4 separate regions of the Homo sapiens genome follow, and all the other regions are linked to region 3. A link is a contact called in ENCODE Hi-C or POLR2A ChIA-PET data. All regions are on one chromosome and are shown on one strand. Each heading gives the region's core, a stretch centred on a gene start or an enhancer-like site at or near the end of the contact. The rest is flanking DNA. Distances are from core to core; before and after follow the strand shown. Region 1 holds the start of MARK3 (microtubule affinity regulating kinase 3). Region 2 holds the start of TRMT61A (tRNA methyltransferase 61A). Region 3 holds the start of SIVA1 (SIVA1 apoptosis inducing factor). Region 4 holds the start of XRCC3 (X-ray repair cross complementing 3).

The links. A loop is a pair of places that touch in the nucleus more often than their neighbours do. ChIA-PET counts read pairs that join two places held with the same protein, here RNA polymerase II (POLR2A). Pooled maps may share reads with other maps.
Region 1: a loop to region 3 is called in a map of CD8-positive, alpha-beta T cell, with 9 times the contacts of the local background. The contact joins the promoter of MARK3 here to the promoter of SIVA1 in region 3. A Hi-C loop is called at or near these places in 1 of 168 maps with a recorded cell type or tissue (CD8-positive, alpha-beta T cell) and 7 of 50 pooled maps. POLR2A ChIA-PET finds 5 or more read pairs at or near these places in 1 of 52 experiments (activated T-cell).
Region 2: a loop to region 3 is called in a pooled map, with 12 times the contacts of the local background. The contact joins the promoter of TRMT61A here to the promoter of SIVA1 in region 3. A Hi-C loop is called at or near these places in 1 of 37 single-sample maps with no recorded cell type and 7 of 50 pooled maps. POLR2A ChIA-PET finds 5 or more read pairs at or near these places in 1 of 52 experiments (OCI-LY7).
Region 4: a map of B cell shows a loop between it and region 3 (21-fold over the local background). The contact joins the promoter of XRCC3 here to the promoter of SIVA1 in region 3. A Hi-C loop is called at or near these places in 2 of 168 maps with a recorded cell type or tissue (B cell and CD4-positive, alpha-beta T cell), 1 of 37 single-sample maps with no recorded cell type and 11 of 50 pooled maps.

What each region holds. Positions count from the first base shown.
Region 1 is chr14:103,383,963-103,386,825 of GRCh38, forward strand. MARK3 (microtubule affinity regulating kinase 3) reads left to right here and starts at 1,453. Exons shown (of 18, transcript NM_001128918.3): 1 at 1,453-2,118. The coding sequence starts at 2,068. RefSeq lists enhancers at 278-1,269, 1,270-2,259, 2,200-2,389 and a silencer at 1,730-1,919.
Region 2 is chr14:103,527,396-103,530,447 of GRCh38, forward strand. TRMT61A (tRNA methyltransferase 61A) reads left to right here and starts at 1,801. Exons shown (of 4, transcript NM_152307.3): 1 at 1,801-1,866; 2 at 2,555-2,914. The coding sequence starts at 2,584. RefSeq lists silencers at 1,728-1,777, 1,788-1,957.
Region 3 is chr14:104,751,650-104,754,420 of GRCh38, forward strand. It overlaps SIVA1 (SIVA1 apoptosis inducing factor), which reads left to right and starts at 1,498. Exons shown (of 4, transcript NM_006427.4): 1 at 1,498-1,670. The coding sequence starts at 1,553. All of the region lies in intron 2 of LOC107987209 (a long non-coding RNA gene), which reads right to left. RefSeq lists enhancers at 524-613, 1,317-1,818, 1,464-1,513, 1,524-1,593 and a silencer at 994-1,363.
Region 4 is chr14:103,714,069-103,716,775 of GRCh38, forward strand. XRCC3 (X-ray repair cross complementing 3) reads right to left here and starts at 1,383. Exons shown (of 10, transcript NM_005432.4): 1 at 1,356-1,383. It overlaps ZFYVE21 (zinc finger FYVE-type containing 21), which reads left to right and starts at 1,742. Exons shown (of 7, transcript NM_024071.4): 1 at 1,742-1,911. The coding sequence starts at 1,774. RefSeq lists an enhancer at 184-869 and silencers at 1,066-1,325, 1,406-1,975, 2,166-2,245, 2,346-2,415, 2,476-2,555.

The DNA.
Region 1 (2,863 bases), core at 203-2,702, 1.4 Mb before region 3:
TGGTGGGCACCTGCAGTCCCAGCTACTCGGGAGGCTGAGGCAGGAGAATGGCGTGAACCCGGGAGGTGGAGCTTGCAGTGAGTGGAGATCGCGCCACTGCACTCCAGCCTGGGCGACAGAGCGAAACTCCGTCCCAAAACAACAACAACAACAACAACAACAACAAACATATATTTCGTGGAGCAAGAAATGTCTCAAACATAGCAAGAGAGTTGGGATGCCAACGGACCAAAGGGAAAGCAAGCATGACATAGCCCCCCACTACAAGGGCTTACCTATTATCCAAGCTTTGGGAGCTAGGTTAGAATCCCAGCTCTGTCGCTAACCAACCTGTGTACTTTAGCCAAGTCACTGTACCTGTCTAGACTTCGGATCGCATGTGTGTCTGCCCATCTCATAGGGTTACCCTGAGGCTAAATGAGGTAACAAATGTCATGAACCCACAAGGTAGACTCGACTCTCGGTAACAGTTCGTGTCACCCCCATCTCACACTACTCTCCCTCTTCGGACCCTGCACCCATGGATTCCATCCACCGCTGGCCAGGAGCTGAGTAGAGGCACCGAGCACGTGAAGAGGTGAATGGGCAAGGAAGGCTTCCAGGTCAGGTAGCATTTCCAGTGTTCCAGCCTGCAGGCATCTACCGAGCCTGGCCCGAGGCTGGCACCCAGAGATGCTTCCAGTCTTCCAGCAGCAACGCACTGACTGTAAGAAAAGCCTGCTTATAAACCCCCTACAGGCATTTGGAAGCTGGTCCCTGGGGTCCTCTACAGATTCATTTCGCCCCCAAACCCATCCCCTTTGTGCCACCCTCGTTATTGCACTCTTCCATCCGGATGGCATTTAGCTGGGTCCGGGTCTGTCACCCGTCTGACCACCAGCTCCTTGAGGGCAAGAGGCGCCTGCTGCCCTCAGGGTCCGCGCCCAGCCCGCAGCTGCTCAGATCCGGAGACGGGAAGGTTTGTTGGCGAGAACCTGACTCCCGGGTCACAGTTAAGGATGCAAGAGCCCGGCGCCTTCCCGTAGCCCCGGCCCTGTCATTAATTAATGCTGGGGCTCCATTCGGTGCAGCGCAGTCCCAGGGATGCAACCGCAACTTTTGCGCACAATAGGCTCTCGATCTGTAATCCAGCCAACCCAGGCCTGTAGTGTGTAAATGCCAACTCAGCGGGAGGGCTCTGGCTGTCGCCCAGAGCCGTTTCTCGGCTCTTTCGCGGTTGCCGGCGCGCTCGGGACAGGAGGAACCCGCAGCCCGCGGGAGTCAGCGGAGACCCGACCAGCACTATCCAGCCCTCTGCACCGCCCCCGCGGCGAGGTCTGGACCAAGTCGCCCCTAGCAACAACAGCCGGGCCGGCTTTCTCAGGCCATGCTGATTGGCGGGACTCCGGGTGGCGGCCTGTCGTCACTTCCGGCAGCCGGAGGCAGCAGAGGAAGCCGAGGGGCGGCCATCTTGGCTCCGTGAGGCTCTGAGGTGCCGGGGTGCGGCGGCGGCAGCGGCGGCCAGCAGGGCGGAGGCTGAGGCAGCAAGCTCGCTAGAGAGGGAGAAGCAGTCGGGCGCAGGCGCCTCCTCCGCAGCCCGCTCCATGGTCGGCGCCCACAGCCCGCGGCGGCCTGTCTTGCGCTCCACTTCCTTCACATCCTCCTCCGCCTCCTCGTTTTCAGGCGCCGCCGGCGGCGCTGTGTGGAGGCCCGCGAGCTGAAATTCGCGGTGCGACGGGAGGGAGTGGAGAAGGAGGTGAGGGGGCCCAGGATCGCGGGGCGCCCTGAGGCAAGGGGACGCCGGCGGGCCGAAGCGCAGCCCGCCGCCCGCAGGCTCGGCTCCGCCACTGCCGCCCTCCCGGTCTCCTCGCCTCGGCCGCCGAGGCAGGGAGAGAATGAGCCCCGGGACCCGCCGGGGGACGGCCCGGGCCAGGCCCGGGATCTAGACGGCCGTAGGGGGAAGGGAGCCGCCCTCCCCACGGCGCCTTTTCGGAACTGCCGTGGACTCGAGGACGCTGGTCGCCGGCCTCCTAGGGCTGTGCTGTTTTGTTTTGACCCTCGCATTGTGCAGAATTAAAGTGCAGTAAAATGTCCACTAGGACCCCATTGCCAACGGTGAATGAACGAGACACTGAAAACGTAAGTAACCTGGGCGTTGTAGTTGGCGGACCTTCGGGGTGGCATTCGTGCTCCTCGGGCAGTGCCTTGCAGTCGGGTGTTCCCCCCAGCCGAACGCTCTGGAAATAGAGGGCAGGCCGTAGTCACCCAGGAGGCAGCCAGGTCGGACCGTTTCCTCCAGAAGTCTGCCGTGTCCCGCTGTTCGCGGGCGGGTCTGCGAAGTACATCGATTATGCCGGCAGTCTAGTCGGTTAATAAAGCCCAGGAGTTGCAGCGTTACGGATCGGTGCTTTGAGAGGCCAGGTTGCCGCGCAATGGATTGTGCAAACGTGTGTGTCAGATCACTGCAGTGGTCAGTGCTTATTTTAGCCGAACTCTGCTTTTAACTTGGTCAGGCAGTTCTTGAGAGACTGTCACATTAATAACATATGTTACCGGTGCTGATTAAGAGTAATCGATTGGGTCAAGTGGGCGGTCTCGTTCTTTAAGATGGTCTGGAACTAAATTTAATCACAGTCACTAAGTGTCCACTGAGGGATCTTTGCGGTCCCCTTAGGAATTCCAAAACACTAGCGCGCAGCCTTTATTAAGGCAGTTTCCTTTCCATACAAATCTTTTTTGAAGGAGTTGGTTAAACATTTTGAAAAGCAGATGTATAGTGAAGCTCTGCTCTGCCACTCACTGCCTAGCTGAGGGACACCCGCTGGGGGCTTCGCTGTCCTCCTTCCTAAAAAGAGATTGGCTTAGATGAGCTCTTAGGTCCCTT
Region 2 (3,052 bases), core at 551-3,050, 1.2 Mb before region 3:
GGGCTGAGGAGGCTGCCTGGAGGAAGGGGCACTGGAGGAGTTGACCAGCCAGTAATAGACAGAGAGGCAAGAGGGAAGTCGGAACCAAGGGAAACCACCGCCGAGTCACCAAGTCCTACCTTAGGCCCTTATAGGCACCCGGCCCTGACTCCACACCAACCACAGCTGAGAGGCTGGGGAAGAGAAACCCAAGAGAAGTGGAAAGTCAGAATCCCCCAGGGGAGAAATTAGGGGGTGACTCAGGCGGGTGCATCATCAAGGGAGAGAAGCATCCGCTGGAACACAGGTTCGGGAGCTGTGGAGGGGGCTGTTTCAACGTTGAGAGCAGAAGGCAGGGAGGCTGTAAGGCAGAAGTAGAGGCAGCTGGTGGCCAGCGTGGTGGCCCCACAGGGACAGGAGCCCACAGAGAGTGGGAGGCCATGGAAGGCCTCTCACCAGCTTACTCCTGGGGGCTCTCAGCCGCAGCTAGGGCAGGGACACAGAGGGGCTGAGGTTGGACCCCTAGGTTTCCATGATGGACCCTGAGAAGCCAATGCAAGGGCCACAAACAGCCTGGCCTGGCCTGCCCCAGAGGCGAGAGAGTTGAGAGTGCTCTACAGGCTGCCAGGGCTCCAGAGGGGAGCTCGCTCTGCAGGAGCCTGGCCACCTCATCTTACCAGGCTGGAGTGGCTGAGTGACTGGGGAGGGTGCCCTAGGGTCATTGCTAACTGGCTTGGGTTCGGGCGCAGGCTAAACCCTAGGCTGGGTAGGGGGGTCTCTGTTCCTCTCCAAGCTCTGGTCCTGAGAGCTAAGAGCTGGAGGAAGAAAATCCGTGTCCCCTGCCCCCGCTCCCCTGCACACACACTCCACAGAGGAGCCAGCTGGGAATGGTGTTGCTGAGACAGAACGCCACTCCCGCTTCCCTGTTCTGCCCATCCTCCAGCAGCACCTCCTCCAGTCTCCTGCCCAGGCTGCTCACCAGACCCAAAAGTGGGCCCAAGTCATCCAGTTCTCATTATGCCTTGGTTCGCAGGAGGGGACACAGGACCCCTACTCCCTCCTAGAAGCAGCTCTGCACTCAGGACAACGTGCCCCCGTCGGGGGAGGCAGGGCCTGGGCGGAAGGCCACTTCTGCAGACTTTTCCAGGCCCCCATCTGCTGCACAGAGCTCTGGCTGACCCTAGCCCAAGCCTTTTAGAACCGCCCCTTGACCTGCGATTCCTTTTCTGGAATTCATTTTAGGGCCCAGTCAGGGGTGTTCCCAGAGCAGTCTGCAATAACAAAATGTCTATGGCGAAGTGTCCTCATAGAGGACTGGGCAGTGAGCCACGGGCCAGCCCTCTGGTGAACCCCCAGGGGCCGTCAAAGGGGTCCGGGACAGCAGTGACAGCCAGGCCTTGGCTCCTGCCGCCCTTCAAATGTGCCTGGGTGCGACGGCAACCCGCGGCCGGCGGGGCGGGGGGACCTTTTGTTTGTTTGTTATTATTTGTAGAGATGGTGGGGGTCTCACTACGTTTCCCGGGCTGGTCTCGAACTCTTCAGCTCAGAAGAACCTCCCGCCTCGGCCTCCCAAAGCGCGGGATCACAGGCGAGAGCCACCGCGCCGGCCGGCCGCCATATGGATTTTGTCCAGTCTTTCGATCTTCCAGCGACCAGCAAATGTAAACAGAGCAGCTCACATGAGGGAAGAAGTCGCCCAGGAAACGTCCTCTGGGAGGGGCGGGAAGGGCAGCCTGGCGCTCCCAGGATCCCGTGCGCGGAGGGGGGGAGGGGGAGGCGGAGGCGGGGCGCGACGTCATCAGCGGGCGCGGAGCCGGAAGTGTTGTGGCCGCCGCCGCCGCGCGTCGCGGAGGCACGTGTGGAGCCCCGGCAGCAGGAGCGTCGCAGGTGAGACTCCGCGGGGTACAGGGTGGCAGGGCGCGGGTGAGGGTGACCCGGGCCGGGCACGGCGCGCAGGGCCTGTCCCTCCAGCCTCGCATGGGCGGCCCCCGCCGGCCCGGCCTGGCCCCTTGTTGCCTCTGCATCGGCTGGGCGGTGTTTGCGTGGACGGCCAGCTCCGCGTCCCCAGCCCCTTACTGGGGAGCCCTGAATCCTCTGTCATACCCTGCCACCTAGCCCCCGTGGGGGAGACTGGGGTGAGGAATCAAGCCTGGCTTGGAGGTGACCTCATTGACCATTTGCCTCTCCCCCGCCGGTGGACACCTCGCAAAGGCGCTTCCTCATCTCACATCTTGGGAATGGGAGTCAAGCTCCTGGAGAAGGGTGATGGGAGGGTCGGGTCCTCACTCCGGGAATCCTTGGGACCGAACTCCGCCATTGCCAAGCCTCAGTCTTTTCATCTCTGATTTAGGCTCATAGTCCCTGTCTCTTGTCCTAGACCAAGAAAGGCTTCAGAGGCCAGGCCAGAGTGCAGCGCTATTGGGCTCCCTGTCAGGCAGTGGCAGAGACTGAGGCTGAGCTAGCCACACCCCGCCCATGCCCACTGCTGGGATGTAGGCCTCGAAGCCTTCTACCTAGACCCTAGGCCCTCATCCTGCCTCCTGACTTGCTCATGCCTACACACACCCCTCCCCAGGTCCTTGGCCCTTGCCAGACATTAGCACCATGAGCTTCGTGGCATACGAGGAGCTGATCAAGGAGGGTGACACGGCCATCCTGTCACTGGGCCATGGTGCAATGGTGGCGGTGCGTGTGCAGCGTGGGGCACAGACCCAGACCCGGCATGGTGTCCTGCGGCACTCAGTTGACCTTATCGGCCGCCCCTTCGGCTCCAAGGTGACGTGCGGCCGAGGTGGCTGGGTGTATGTGCTGCACCCCACGCCCGAGCTCTGGACGCTGAACCTGCCGCACCGCACGCAGATCCTCTACTCCACAGACATCGCCCTCATCACCATGATGTTGGAGCTTCGGCCCGGCTCTGTGGTCTGTGAGTCTGGTGAGTTCCTCAGGCTGCCTCAGTTTAACGCAGAAATTGACACAAAGGTGGAGGTCAGAGCCTCCAGCCTGCCCTTCCTACAGACACATGTGGCTCCTCAGTTTCTATTTTCACATCTTTCCGGGATGCTGACAGCAG
Region 3 (2,771 bases), core at 248-2,747:
AGGCAGCTGAGGCCCGGTGAGAATTCGAGCGCAGCGCCGGCGGGCCGGCACTGGTGGGGGACCCGGCGCATCCTCCGCAGCTGCTGGCCCGGGTGCTAAGCTCCTCACTGCCTGGGGCCGGTGGCTCCGATTGCGGGGCCCGCCGAGCCCACGCCCACCCGGAACTCACGCTGACCCGCAAGCGCCACGTGCAGCCCGGGTTCCCGCCCGCACCTCTCCCTCCACACCTCCCTGCAAGCTGAGGGAGCCGGCTCCGGCCGCGGCCAGCCCAGAGAGGGGCTCCCACAGTGCAGCGGCGGGCTGAAGGGCCCCTCGAGCGCGGCCAGAGTGGGCGCCGAGAGCGAGCGAGGGCTGCCAGCACGCTGTCATCTCTCACAGGGCGAAGCCCACGCCACAGGACGGGTCGGTTCTGTACCCGCCGGGGCAGGGGAGAGCCGCCTCTGGTGAGCAGAACCCCGGAGAAGGGACGACGCGGGTGCACCTCGCGGCATGGGGACACCAAGTCAGACGAACCCGCTGTGCAAGAACATTTTCCACACAGCGGCGCATACCCCCGCCCGGGGGCGCTCGGCAGCCGCACGCGGCCCTCAGAGCGCAGCCCCCACACGCCTTTACTTCTGGAAGGCGGAGACCGCCACAGTGAGGAGCTAAGCCAGCTGAGGCAACACAGAAAAACCCCCGTTCCTACCCAAAACCAAAAAGCGGGGCGCGGAGGCGCGCGCCTGCGGTCCCAGCTACCGGGGAGGCCGAGAAGGGAGGATCGCCTGAGCCCGGGAGGCGCAAGCTACAGTGAGCCGAGACTGCCACTGCACTCAGTCTGGGTGACAGAGCGAGACCCTGTCTCTAAAGGGGAAAAAAGAGCTAGGAAGAAGCGGGCTGCCTCTTAACTTCGGAGAAGTAAATGAGGAACTATAACCAGTGTCTACCGTTTAGGAACCAAACAAAAGCTGACAGGAATCCCGCCACCGACCCAGCCGCCCCAGACTTTGCCCTGGCCTATCCCGCGCCGCTCCTCAAACTAGACCCGCCCCGACGTCGCCCTGGCCTATCCCACGCCGATCCTCAAACGAGGCCCGCCCCCGATGCACAAGCTCCGCCCTCGTTGCACCGTCCTGACCCTCGGCCTCGCCCCCGCCCCCTGGCTCTTCCCGCGCAGCCGAATGCCGCGACCTGGCTCCCACCCTTCGTCGCTTCGCGCCGCATAGGAACCCCGCCCCTAGTCTCTCCTCCCGCCTATCCTGAGCGGCGCGCGCACAAATCTCTCCCACGGACCCGCCCACCCTGATCCTCAACCTGGCCCCTGGCCTTTCCCGCGGCGTCGAGTCCAGTACACCGACGCACGAGTCCCACCCCCGATCTCTCCCTCGGCCTATCCCGCGCCGCTCCGCGCAGGAGTCCCGCCTCCCACTTCGCCCGCAGCCTATGACGCGCCGCGTCGCTCCCTCTCCTCAAACCCGCTCTCGCCCGCGGATGGGCGCGCAGCTGTGACGTCACGGCGTCGTTGGTAAGGGGCTGGCGGCCGGGGAGCTGCGTAGCTCCCGGCCCCGCGGCCATGCCCAAGCGGAGCTGCCCCTTCGCGGACGTGGCCCCGCTACAGCTCAAGGTCCGCGTGAGCCAGAGGGAGTTGAGCCGCGGCGTGTGCGCCGAGCGCTACTCGCAGGAGGTCTTCGGTGAGTGTCGGGCGGGCTGCCGAGGGTCCGCTGCGTCGGGGCCTGGAACGGGCCGGGCCTCAGCGTCCCCTCTGAGGCCTGAGCGGGGGGCTGGAGGGCCCTGCTTTCTGGCCCCGCGTTCCCGGAAGCTGGGAGGCCGCGGGGACACAAGCTGGCCACGCCCAGGGCTGGGGTCAGTGAGGGGGATGTGAGGACCCCAGCGTTCGCCCACCCTGTCCAACAGCCTGAAAGAAAAGGGTCCCTGCCCCTAGCCCCCGCGCCCTCTTCCACGATCCCGGTTAGTCGCCGCCCTGCAGTGAGCGGCACCCGCCTGGTGCTTTCTCAGGACTGTCCCGTGCAGGATGTCCTGGGAGAGGTTGGGGAGCGGGGCGTCCTGCATGGAGTCAACCCGAAGAGTGCCCCTCCTGTCCCAAGAGGTATTCATGGAGCGCGCGGCCCTGCCAGGCACGGCGGCTTTCTCGGGAGACCAAAGGCAGGCAAGACAGATGTGCCCCGTCTCCCGGGAGCTCCCCAGCCTAGTTGGGGAGACCAGCAGGAGGAGTCGCCACAGGTGGTCGGGGCAGGCACAGGTTTGTGCAGGCGCACCTGCAGGGATGGCACGGAAGGCTTCTTGGAAGAACAGTCTGAGCGGAATCCTGTGGGGGCGAGTAGGAGTTAGCCAGGCAGAGGAAGGGAAGGAAGAGGGCGAGGCAGAAGCCAGGCAGCAGGAGAGCGAAATAGGACTCCGTGTGGCTGCAGTGTCCAGTTCTGGGTGGGATGTGAGGGCAGTGAGCTCCCAGGCCTTCTCTGGCTTTCTCCTGTGGATTTCAGGCGTGTTGATCTTATTGATCATCACTCTGACTGGGGTGATTAATACCCTGGGGCAGGTAAAAAGTGGAGCTTACCTTGCCTAGTGATTGGGACACAAAGTCTGCACCTGTAGAGCAGTTAGAGGATGACCCGGGGTGTGTGATTTACCTGGTGCCGCTTGTGCCTTGGGAATGAGGGAAAGACTCTGCCTCCCGAGGTTCCTCTGTGCGGTGTCTCCAGTGTGCTAGGGCTGTGAAAGCGAGTGCTATTCTGGGCCATGGGGAGGTAAGGGGAATGATGCCGTGGGAACTG
Region 4 (2,707 bases), core at 133-2,632, 1.0 Mb before region 3:
GCAGAGCAACCGGACCCTGGCCGTTCTGCCACTCACCTCCCTGCCGTGAATGCACCCCATCCATGGAGGCCCTGCTTCCCTGCCAGGTGTCTTCACCTCCTCCCCTCTCCTCCCCTCTGAGCACTGTGAACCCGAGAACAAATCTTCTTTGACAATAAACCGTGTGATTCGTGGAATCATACTTTGATCATCTCCTTATTTCCTCCACACACAAGGACCCCTGCACTGCCAATGGCCCCAGGAGAGGGCAGAGTCAGCCACAGGGACCCCACCTCACAGGCTTCAACACTGCTGATGCCTGTCATCCCAGCACCGTGGGAGGCCAAGGCGGCCAAGGTCGCCTGAGCCCAGGAGTTCAAGACCAGCCTGGGCAACACAGCAAGACCTACTCTCTACCGAAAAAAAAAAAAAAAAAGAAAAATAGCTGGCCAGTGTAGTGGCGCTTGCGGTCCCAGCTACTTGAGAGCCTGGGAGGTCGAGGTTGTGCCTAGCTGTGAAGACGCCACTGCACTCCACCCCGGATGACAGAGCCAGACTGTCTCAAAAAAAACAATAAAAATTCACGCCTTGTAATAAGGAATTAAAGGCAGGATGAACAAACATTTTCTTCTTTTTTTTGTGTGCTTTCTGAGATGGAGTCTTTTTCTGTAGCCCAGGCTGGAGTGCAGTAATGTGATCTCGGCTCACTGCAACCTCCGCCTCCCGGGTCCTGGTTCAAACAATTCTCCTGCCTCAGCCTCCCAAGCAGCTGGGATTACAGGCACGTGCCACCACACCCAGCTAATTTTTGTATTTTTAGTAGAGACGGGGTTTCACCATGTTGGCCAGGCTGGTCTTGAACTCCTGACCTCGTGATCCGCCCGCCTCGGCCTCCCAAAGTGCTCGGATTACAGGCGTGAGCCACCGCGCCCGGCCTAAAGGATTTTCTTTCCAAATCAAAGTATTAAAATAACTGTTCAGACCTCTCCCACTTCGATGCGAAGCCAGCGCGGTCCCAGGCGGACGAGCGAAGGCATCGAAGGCCGGGGGCGCAGCCGCGGGCCCACCTCGGCCTCCCCTGAGCGGACGCCTCCCCGCGCGCACCGGGGGCCCCGGAGACCGCCTTCCCCGCTCCGAACGCACGCGGCCCGGCCCCGGCGAGGTGCCTGAACGCTACCCGAGCTGCGGCGGGGCTCCCGGGGTGAGTGCTGCAGCCCCAGGCCCGCCTGCTCCCACAGGCTCGGGCAATGGAGACCCGCGGCCGCCCCCGCCCCTTGACCCTGCCTCACCCCTCACGCCCGCTGCCGCCCACGACCTCCGACCCCGCTGCCGCCCGGCTCGCAGCCCGGCTCGCAGCCCGGCTCGGCGGGCCTCACCTCCCGCGGGTTCCGCACTCCTCTTCCCGCCGTCCTGCTCCTCTCGGCCTTCTCCTCCAATAGGCGCCTAGCACCCTGAGTGGGCTACACCAATCAGAGACGAAGCGGCGCTAACGTGACTGACTAACTAACCAATCCAAAGTCTCAATCTCCCTGAGAGGGGCGGAGCGTACCCGGGCCAGCCCTCGCCGCCGATTGGTGATCGACCTCAGGGTTGCAGGGGCGGTGCCCTTACACGGATTGGAGAGGGCAGCGATGGGGCGGAGTTCAAGCTCCGATTAGTCCGCGCTCCGTGGCGGGCTTGGCGATTGGACGCCGGCGCTGTCAGCCGCGCGCGGACCGGGGCGGGGCGGGCGGTGCCCCGGGCTGGGCGAGGGGCCGGGTGCGGGGCCGCTGGCCGAGAGGCTGAGGCGGCGTCATGTCCTCCGAGGTGTCCGCGCGCCGCGACGCCAAGAAGCTGGTGCGCTCCCCGAGCGGCCTGCGCATGGTGCCCGAACACCGCGCCTTCGGAAGCCCGTTCGGCCTGGAGGAGCCGCAGTGGGTCCCGGACAAGGAGGTGGGTGGCCGTCGCCCCGGCCAGCGCCTCCGACCCGCCCCGCCGCCCCGGCCCGGCCCCGCGGGCTTCCAGGCTCCCGCGACGACCCCTCCGCCTCCGGGCGGCCCCTTCCCCAGCCGGCCCCCGCCCCCGCTCTCTCCCAGGTTGGCCGCGTCCCCGGGCCGCCGCCTCAGGCTCCTACGCCCGCGGGGAGGGCGGGAGGCGCGCGGTGTCCCGGTGCGGGGGTCCCGGGAGGGCAGGAGGCACCTGTCCAGGGCGGGCGCCGGGAGGCGGGGTGCGGGGCGCGGGCTGGTCCCGGGGGTGGGTGCGGCCCTGCCCGAGGCCGGTTCGTGCTGGGCTAGCGCGTGTGGACTGCGTCCCGAGAGCTGGGGCTCGCTCCCGAGAAAGTGGAAGGCGGAGCGCCTTCCTCGCAGGCTCGGTGGGGAGGGCGCGTGCTGTCCGCGGAAGCGCTGGAGCTGGCGGCCCCGCAGGGGTCCCTCCCGGGAACCGGGGGAGGCGTCGGTGCCGCGGGCGGGTGGCCGGTTCCGAAGCCACCTCCTGCTCGGAAGGAGGGCCAGGACCCAGTCTGCGGGCCAGGCTGCCCCCCGTTTCCCTTCGTCTATACCACCCTCCACCTCGGAAGCGAGGTCGCAGTCGCCCACTGGACAGTTTGAAGGAGACCGCAGATTTGCACCCGTTTCCCATGGGCCCAGACACGGCAGGAGTTGCCCAGGCCACTCCTGCAGACATTGGGGCGTGGGCGTGGGGTCCCTGAGCCAGGCCATCCGCTGGGCCTCCCGTGGGGTTCCCTGTGACC